Regions from separate parts of the Homo sapiens genome. Here regions 1 and 3 are each linked to region 2. A link is a contact called in ENCODE Hi-C or POLR2A ChIA-PET data. All regions are on one chromosome and are shown on one strand. Each heading gives the region's core, a stretch centred on a gene start or an enhancer-like site at or near the end of the contact. The rest is flanking DNA. Distances are from core to core; before and after follow the strand shown.

What was found. Hi-C counts contacts between places; a loop is a spot of excess contacts on that map. ChIA-PET counts read pairs that join two places held with the same protein, here RNA polymerase II (POLR2A). Pooled maps may share reads with other maps.
Region 1: a loop to region 2 is called in a pooled map, with 5 times the contacts of the local background. The contact joins the enhancer-like site here to the promoter of RGS10 in region 2. A Hi-C loop is called at or near these places in 4 of 50 pooled maps. POLR2A ChIA-PET finds 5 or more read pairs at or near these places in 5 of 52 experiments (BJ, HEK293T, Panc1 and 2 more).
Region 3: a loop to region 2 is called in a map with no recorded cell type, with 3 times the contacts of the local background. The contact joins the enhancer-like site here to the promoter of RGS10 in region 2. A Hi-C loop is called at or near these places in 3 of 37 single-sample maps with no recorded cell type and 6 of 50 pooled maps. POLR2A ChIA-PET finds 5 or more read pairs at or near these places in 5 of 52 experiments (GM12878, activated B cell, activated CD8-positive, alpha-beta T cell and 1 more).

What each region holds. Positions count from the first base shown.
Region 1 is chr10:119,368,850-119,371,549 of GRCh38, forward strand. The region is part of intron 2 of GRK5 (G protein-coupled receptor kinase 5); the gene reads left to right. Among named protein-coding and RNA genes, the nearest start is that of MIR4681, 7.8 kb to the right of the region's middle. RefSeq lists an enhancer at 278-597. Within about 2 kb of position 1,367, at least 21 of the 41 ENCODE cell types and tissues checked have a DNase peak (open chromatin) inside an H3K27ac peak, as active enhancers do.
Region 2 is chr10:119,541,391-119,544,090 of GRCh38, forward strand. RGS10 (regulator of G protein signaling 10) reads right to left here and starts at 1,329. Exons shown (of 5, transcript NM_001005339.2): 1 at 1,200-1,329. The coding sequence starts at 1,248. RefSeq lists silencers at 782-951, 1,002-1,741, 1,752-1,821, 1,872-2,031 and enhancers at 2,242-2,321, 2,584-2,700.
Region 3 is chr10:119,699,230-119,701,929 of GRCh38, forward strand. No RefSeq gene overlaps it. Among named protein-coding and RNA genes, the nearest start is that of INPP5F, 25 kb to the right of the region's middle. Within about 2 kb of position 1,307, at least 3 of the 41 ENCODE cell types and tissues checked have a DNase peak (open chromatin) inside an H3K27ac peak, as active enhancers do.

The sequences.
Region 1 (2,700 bases), core at 117-2,616, 170 kb before region 2:
TGGACAGAAGCCACCTTAGGCACAGCCCTCATCATCTACTTGGTTCAGGGAGGCCTTCACTTCTGGCAGAGCATCAGGAGAACGTGGGCTGGAGATATATACTCCCCAGTTTGGAAGCGTGTGGCCTCCCTGTCACAGTGATCTGTTTGTTGGTTTGTTCAATCATTCATTCATTTTAGATAAACACCTGTGCTCCTGCCTGGGCCGGGCACTGATCCAGGTGGTGGGGATAAAATGGTGAACTGGACCTTACAGTTAATGCAGTGTTGGAATCACCTAGGGAGCTTTTTAAGAAAATACTGACGCCCTGGAGATTTGATGCAGTCGGTCTGGGTGTGGCCTAGGAGTTTCACTTTCTAAAACTGCATGTATCTGGATGAAATTTCTTTACAAGGAGAAAAAAGGTTGTAGAAAGAATGTCCTTCTAAGTGGATGGTGTCCCAGGTGCTTTTAGGCGGAGCACAGGTGAGGAAAGGCCCTGGGTGTTCAAGACACAAACAGTGGTCATCACTGACCAAGGCTGTCCCAGGTGCCCCGTCCCGGCTCACTGGAAGGTCCCGCCACAGGCCACGCAGGGTAAAACAAACCCGAAGTTCTTCTGAGCAGCTGCGCATTCCCCAGGCCCCGCACGGAAAGGAGAGCTGTCTGGCAGTCACAGTTCTTTGCTTTCCAGGCTCTTCCTGATCTCAGTGATTTTGCAGCTGTGCTTTTAGGAGAGCTGTTTTCCCCTCATTTGTAAAAACTCAAAAATATGGAAAAATAGAAACAACCACAGGTCACGCATGGGTGTGTTTCCTTTTTGCCCCGGCTCTTAAAGCACCAGCACTGCTGATGCGCCAGGTGCCTTTTCTGCGGACGCCTCTTTGGTGTCCCCAGGCTAGCACAAAAGTGGAGGTTGCAGTCAGCCTGCCGGGCTTCCGGGCAGAGGAGAGGGCTCAGAGCACAGTGCTTTGGACCTTCTTTCCGATATGCCAGGCCCCTTCCAGCGACTGCCTGTCCAGCATCAGGATCTACCTGCCAAGTGGTCCTGCCGTTCCCTCAGTCCACCCCCACCCCTGACCCTCCGTTTACCCAGCCAGTTCTTTGCCCATTCCCACTGCAAGGAGATATCTAAATTGTTTGCCTTTTTTGTCCTTGGTGATAGAGGTCACTGCCGGACTCTGGCAGCTCCATTACTGCTCATGGTGATGGTATAGTCCATGTCCTGTCCATCTCAGCCCCCAGCCCTTCCCCAGACTCCTGGATACCTCCCTGACTGCATCTGATGGGTTCAAGCCAGAGACCTGGACCCTCATCAGAGAGGCAGGGGCCCGCACAAGCACCCTTCCACCCACCCTTTTCTTCCTTCCACAGACCCACAGCCTAGAGCCTTCTTTCCTCCCCACTGTCCCCGCCACACTTCCCCTGCCTGGCAGCCCAGGCCCAGACACCCTGCGATTCAGTGGTTTCACATGTGGCTTCTCCAAGTGCCACCAAACTTTGTGAGACTTGGGCTTAATAATTTCGATCCCACAGAAACATGTGACAAGCACAAGACATTCCGTAAAACTAGAGCCCAGAACGAGAGGGACGAATGGCACAGGAAGATGGCAGGGCTTGGTTTGGGTGTGTTTGTGTGACACACCATATGTCATTTTTTATTCACACAAAAACATCTTTCTTGAAGTAATAGAAGGCCACTCAGCTGTTGCTAACCACATACCAAATGTTTCCTTTTTCCTCTCCTGCGCCTTCCAAGGGGCGGGCTGGGAAGCTCTGCTGTTATCCGTGATGCCATCTCGCCTTTCAAACGTCAGAGAGCTTTTTCCTCGGAGCAAACGCCCGATTGTTTTTTCCAGCTTTGGCAGGAATTTTTAAGAGAAAGCTGTTTTCGAATCACTTCTCTGTTTATTGTTTCAAACCTGAAATACGGCAGAGTAGAGGGCTGGCAGCCTCTGTCTGATCCTCTCTCCCCATGTCCATTTCCTAAATTGCATTAGGATCTATCAGGGACCCCCTTCTCTGCCACAGCCCCCCGTAACCTGGTATTTTGGGAAAATGAAGTTAAATAAAATAAAATAAACCTTCAGTTGGTGGAGAGATGGTTCCAGGCATCCCTTTGGACACCCCCCTCCTTCCACCCCCCCGCCCCACTCCAGCCTCACAACCTTTACAATCAACATGTGGTTTCATTTCCAAGAGCCCCAGTGTTAGCATTTCCATTTCCTCAGGAAGCCGCGTTCCGTCCTTGCTCTTACTTCTGAAATTGAACGTGTGTTTTCCTTGGCCCGAGCTCTAGGAGTGCCTGGGGCAACAATGCACACAGTCCCAAGCAGGTTTCAGTGGGGTGGACAGCCCTCCCCGCACCCGGGCTGCAGCTTCTCCCCGCTCCCCGTCCCCAGGGATGGCCGCCCACTCTCCCCTAGCCCGGTGGGAGGGCCTGGCTGTGCTCGGGCCCCGTGGCCATCCGAGGGAAGCTGGGCCGCCCTCACTGCCTGTGTCCTCGCCACCTCCTATTGGGAAACTCTGGTTGCCCTCCAAGAGTCCACATACTGCAGGCTCTTAATTAAGAAAGTATGTTCCCATTTCATGTCACTCGAAAAGAATGAAAACAGTGACAGCATTTATTTATCTTAACTATCAATATCATTCCTGTTTCTCAGTCCGCTGGGGGTATGAGTCTTGAAGGAATTGACTGGGTTATGAGATTTGAACCTCGGG
Region 2 (2,700 bases), core at 79-2,578:
TATTAAATACAATAATTTGCAAAACCTGATGGATGGAAGACAGGTTCCAATTAAGTACTTTAAAAGGCGAGTAGCTACTGTTATTCCCACTGTGCAGAACCTCATTCTGCAGAAAGGTCCCACGGCTGGTGAATATGGCGAAGGTGAGATTCGGATCCAGCCAGTCTGGTCCCAGTCTCTAAACCACAATGTCCCTCATAAAATACCAGGAGCAGAAAGGAAATGCACCAACGCGTTGGGACTCTGAGCGCCAAGCAGAAGTGAATCTTGGCGTGGGAAGCCCGGCAAAGCCCCCGAACTTCAGAGTCAGGGGAACCTGGGTTTGAAAGCCTCCCCATCACCTGCGGAGTGTGACTGGGGCAAGTTACCTAACAGCGCCTGGCTTCCGCTCCCTCCTCACTCACCGGGTTGTCCTAGGGGTGAAGGGAGAGTTCACCCAACGCGGTGGACAAAGCCCTTGGCGCACCCAAAGGCCTGCACAGGTCGTAGCTATTGTGATGAGCAAAAGGGTGGAAGGACCGGAATCAAGGGCACGGCTCCACCTTCACCGTGGGGTCTTTGGCCTATCAAGTTGCCCGAGATCGTGGCTCAGGCTGGCCCAAAGTGACGGCCAAGGCGAATCCTTCGTAACGTCAGAACTTCGCTGGCTCGGACCGCAGAAGTGCCCTTCTCCATCCTGGGGTTCCGCCACCCTCGCGATCCCACCTTTTGGCTCCTCGCGGCAGAAGCGAAGGCCCCCGACGCCCCAGGCCCAGGGGCCCAGTCGGATGCCCGGGTCCAGCCGTGCTCCCCCGGGCGCTCGGCATCCTTCCACCCACGCCCGCAGCGGAGGCGGAGAGCGTCACGGAGGGAGAAGCCCGCGCGCCGTTCCGCTTTCGGAATCTGGAGCCCCATGTCACCTCCAAAGTTTGGAGATTTGGGGCGCTCCTTTTTCTCCCAGACCATCACTAAAAAGAAAACTGCGGCTGTTCCTCTTTCAGCCAAACTTCCTCCCCGGGGCTCCCGGAGGAGCTCTGCGCTCCCGTCGCGGCTGGGACCGCGAAGGTGCGGTACCCAGCGGGGAGAGGTGGTGCGGTCGGCCGGGGCTCCAGTCTGGGAGGTACCACCGAGCCGCGCCCGAGCACAAGAGGGAGGGCAGGAGGCCGGGCGGGCGAAACGGCGCCCCGACCCCGAGCCCGCGGGCCCCCGAAGCCGCTTACCTGACGGCGGCCGCTTCCTGCTCAGCCGGCTCACGGCGCGGTTGAACATCGCCGCGGGCGCCCGAGGAGGAAGAAGGAGCAGCCCGGCGGCGCGGCGGCTGAGCCGGAGGAAGGCGAGGAGGAGGAGGAGGGCGAGGAGGAGGAGGAGGAGGGCAAGGAGGAGGAGCGGGCTCAGCACCGCCCCGGAGCTCTAGGTCCCCGCCCGCCGCCCTCCTCCTAGCCAGGCGCCGCGTGGCGCGCTCAGTGCGCCCTGCCCGCCCCCGCTGGTGAGGACTCGCGGTTCCGCTCCGGGGTGCCCGGGCGGGGCAGGGCAGGGCAGCCCCGGGTGACCCCCGATCGCCCAGAGTGTGCCCCGCGCCTGGGATAAGGTGCACTGGCCCAGAGGGAGCCCGCGCCGCCGGGAACTTAGTAGCCCCGCGGAGGCGGTTAGCGCGTCCCGGGGTCCCTGGCCCTCGCCTGAGATGCCGCCCCGGCCCGCCCCGCCCAGCTTCAAGCTCCCGGGCCCATCGCGGTCTCCCGCCTTCTCCCTGTAGCCCCGGAGAAACTGGCACGGCGCCGCGGGCGCACCGCGCTTCGGGGCTCTCAGCGAGCCTTCGCAGGTGGCGGGCGGGGTCCCCTCCCGGGTCACAGGCTGGGAAGCCTAGGCCTCGCGGTTCTGCAGAGTCCGGGCGCGGCCCAGCCTGTGGCCTTTGCCTCCTCGTCACCAGGATCCCCGCCTGCTGGGGCCTGGCTGCTCCTCGACTTCGTGGGCGCTGCGCCTTCCCGCCCCGCGAATGCGGGTGGGGCGTCCCCAGGGCCCGTGCGCTGAGCTAGCCGAGCCGCCGCGGGTGGGCGCCCTCTCCCCGGCCGTGCCGCGCGGGCGCCAGGACTCGGGGAGATCTGAGAGGATTCTGCAGGAACCCCCCGGTTCCTGCGCCGGGCGGTGCTCTGTCCCGCACACCGCGCTCTCGGGACACTTCTCTAACTTTGGGGACACGTGGGCACTGCCTCTGGCAGGGCCTTCAGGCTCCACGACCGGGACCACTCAAGCCCCCACGGCGTCACCTGCTGGGCGCTGCGCGCTCTACGGTCTCCTATTATTTCATTTCTTCTATGGAGCAGCCCCAGAGGGGATGTCATTAGCCCCCATTTTCTTGAACATTTGGTTTGCAAGAAATTGTCTTTCTGGCGAGTTTTATTTTTCTCCTTGTGTATCTGGCTTTGTCTCTAAATTGGTCTTTATTTTTAGCTGTACTAATTGCTATTTTTCCAAACCGTTCCCCAGTCGCCCTCCCCCCATCCCCCCGTCCTTTTGCAGTTTTTTTCACTACTTGGCACTTTCTTTTGTATCTTCTATTCTGAGCTTCCAGTTCTGCTCACTTTCCCTCTCCCTCTACCCACCCCACAGCCCCAGTTGCACCCCAAGTGTGGCCGGTGGTTGCTTGTTGTTTCCCTCCCCGCTATTCCCCCTCCAAAAGTCGTTTTCCTCCGAGCATTTCCAAGCACTCTCCCCCTTCTGCTG
Region 3 (2,700 bases), core at 57-2,556, 160 kb after region 2:
ATACAAAAATTAGCTGAGCATGATGGCGTGTGTCTTTAGTCCCAGTTACTCGGGAAGCTGAGATGGGAGGATTGCTTGAGCCGGGAGGCAGAGTTTGCAGTGAGCCACGATCGTGCCTCTGCACTCCAGCCTAGACGACAGAGTGAGACCCTGTCTCAAAACAAAACAACGAAAACAAAAACAAAAACAAAAACCAATCTATCCTAGCTTCTGCAATGTTTCAGTGGCTTAACTCAACACGAGTTTATTTATTGGCTCACATGAAGTCCATAGTGGTCAGGCAGCCCCCTCCTAGCTTGTACCACTATCATCTGGAATAGTGGTCTATAAGGTTGCCGGAGTAGAGGAAGAAAGAGATAGAGGAGGTATAGTTCCTCTTCTTCTCTTTTTGAGAGTGCCTATTTATTTTATTCTATAATTATATAAAATATCTACACAATTTCAAAATCTAATCTACAAAGCAAGGTATATTCAAATAAGTCTAGCTTATATCCCTGTGTTCTCCAACCTGTTCCCTCTTTTCCACTAAAGTTAGCAATTTAAAATTTATATTTATTTTTCCTTGTAATACATAAGTAATAATATACCTAGATTTATCTCCCTCCTTACTCAAAACTATACACATTTTCCCTACCTTGCTTTTTTTTATGGTAAAATATGCATAACATGATGTTTACTATGTTAACTTTTTTTTTTTTTTTTTGAGACAGTGTCTCTCTCTCTCTCTCTGTCACCCAGGCTGAAGTGCAGTGGCGTGATCATGGCTCACTGCAACCTTCACCTCCCTGGTTCAAGCAATTCTCCTGCCTCAGCTTCCCGAGTAGCTGGGACTACAGGCACGTGCCACAATGTCCAGCTAATTTTTGTATTTTTAGTACAGACAGGGTTTCACCATATTGGCCAGGCTGGTCTTGAACTCCTGACCTCAGGTGATCCACCCGCTTTGGCCTCCCAAAGTGCTGGGATAATAGGCATGAGCCACCGCGCCTGGCCGGATTCTTTCTTTCTAACTGGTAATATTCTTGTGCTGCTTTTCAAAATTAGAATTAGAATATTGGCATTAAAAGAACCCTGAATCCAGTGTTAAGTCGATCTTCTAATTTAACTTTCTCTAGACCACATATTTATTTCAGTCAACATTTATTAGACACAGTGCATTGAGCACTTAGGATGCATCAAGAACTGTGGGGACTGTGGGGACACAACATTGAATAAAATTTGCTTCTACTCTAATTAGTGAAAAACATCAGATTGTAATTACTTGTTTGACCTATGACCCAAATGTTTTATTATTAGATTGTGCTACTGACTGAAATCTATGAGTATACCGTGAGCATAGTTTTGAGTTGTAAAATTTCACTTCCTCTTTCTTTCTCCACACTTTTACTATTGGTAATACTGTATCAAAATTTCCCCTTTTCTTCTTTGTATTTCTCTTTTTCATAAAATTAAATAAGAATACCGCATTTCACAGATTTCATGAAATCATCTGCCATCTACTCAGAAAAATGACATCTCAAACCTTTTAAGCACCAGAATAACTAAATCCATACTTGCAGTGAGCCGAGATCACACCACTGCACTCCAGCCTGGGCAACAGAGACTGTGTCTCAAAAATAAAAATAAATAAATAAATCCATACTTGATGGCCCAGAGCCTAAGATTTGACATTAGTACGCAGCACAAGAGATCAGCAGGTATGGCAGGGATATGAAGATGTCTTATGTGAATGTGGCATTAGATCTAAAGAAGGAATTGGAGCTGTATTCAGGTAATCAGGACATTTGGGTTCCAGTGCCAGGTCCTCCCACAAATTAACTGGAATACTTTGGACAAATTCCCTAAACATTAGCTCTTCATCTGTAAAATGATGCTGCTAAACTAACTGAAAATCCCTTTTCATATTAAATTTCTACACTTTGATGATTCTAGAGAGAACCATAAGAAAGAGAGAGTGAAATAGCTGGGACAATTAGGAAACTGAAGAAGAGGGAAAAAATGGGGGCAAAGGACAATTCTAAGAACAAAGAAGGTGATAAAAATAATTCAGAACAGCAGAAAGTGAGATAGTAAAGTAAAATATGGTAAAAAGGAGAAAATAAAACATTAAATATTTTCTTGGAATTACAAAGATAAATCACATGAGATTTCATTTTTAAGCCCAAAGAGAAAGAAGAAATCTGGTTATTTGTATTTCTCTTGCATAAAGAGGCAATCTTCAGGAGTTATTTTGACGTGTCTCTCTATGGTTTCTCAATTCTAAAGAAAAAGAAAAGCCGGGCGCGATGGCTCACGCCTGTAATCCCAGCACTTTGGGAGGCTGAGGCGGGTGGATCACGAGGTCAGGAGTTTGAGACCAGCCTGGTCAACATGGTGAAACCCCGTCTCTACTAAAAATACAAAAAATTAGCCAGGTGTGGTGGCACATGCCTGTAATCCCAGCTACTCAGGAGGCTAAGGCAGAAGAATCACTTGAACCTGGGAGGTGGAGGTTGCAGTGAGCCAAGATCGAGCCACTGCACTCCAGCCTGGGCGACAGAGCTAGACTTCATCTCAAAAAAAAAAAAAAAAAGAAAAGAAAAGGAAAAAAAAAAGAGAGCTGATGTCTATCTCTTTGAGCTGTCAGATTGTTAAAACTAGCACATAGCAGTTATTGAGTGAACAAATGCTTTTGTAGGAGAAGGTAGAGAAAGAATATTG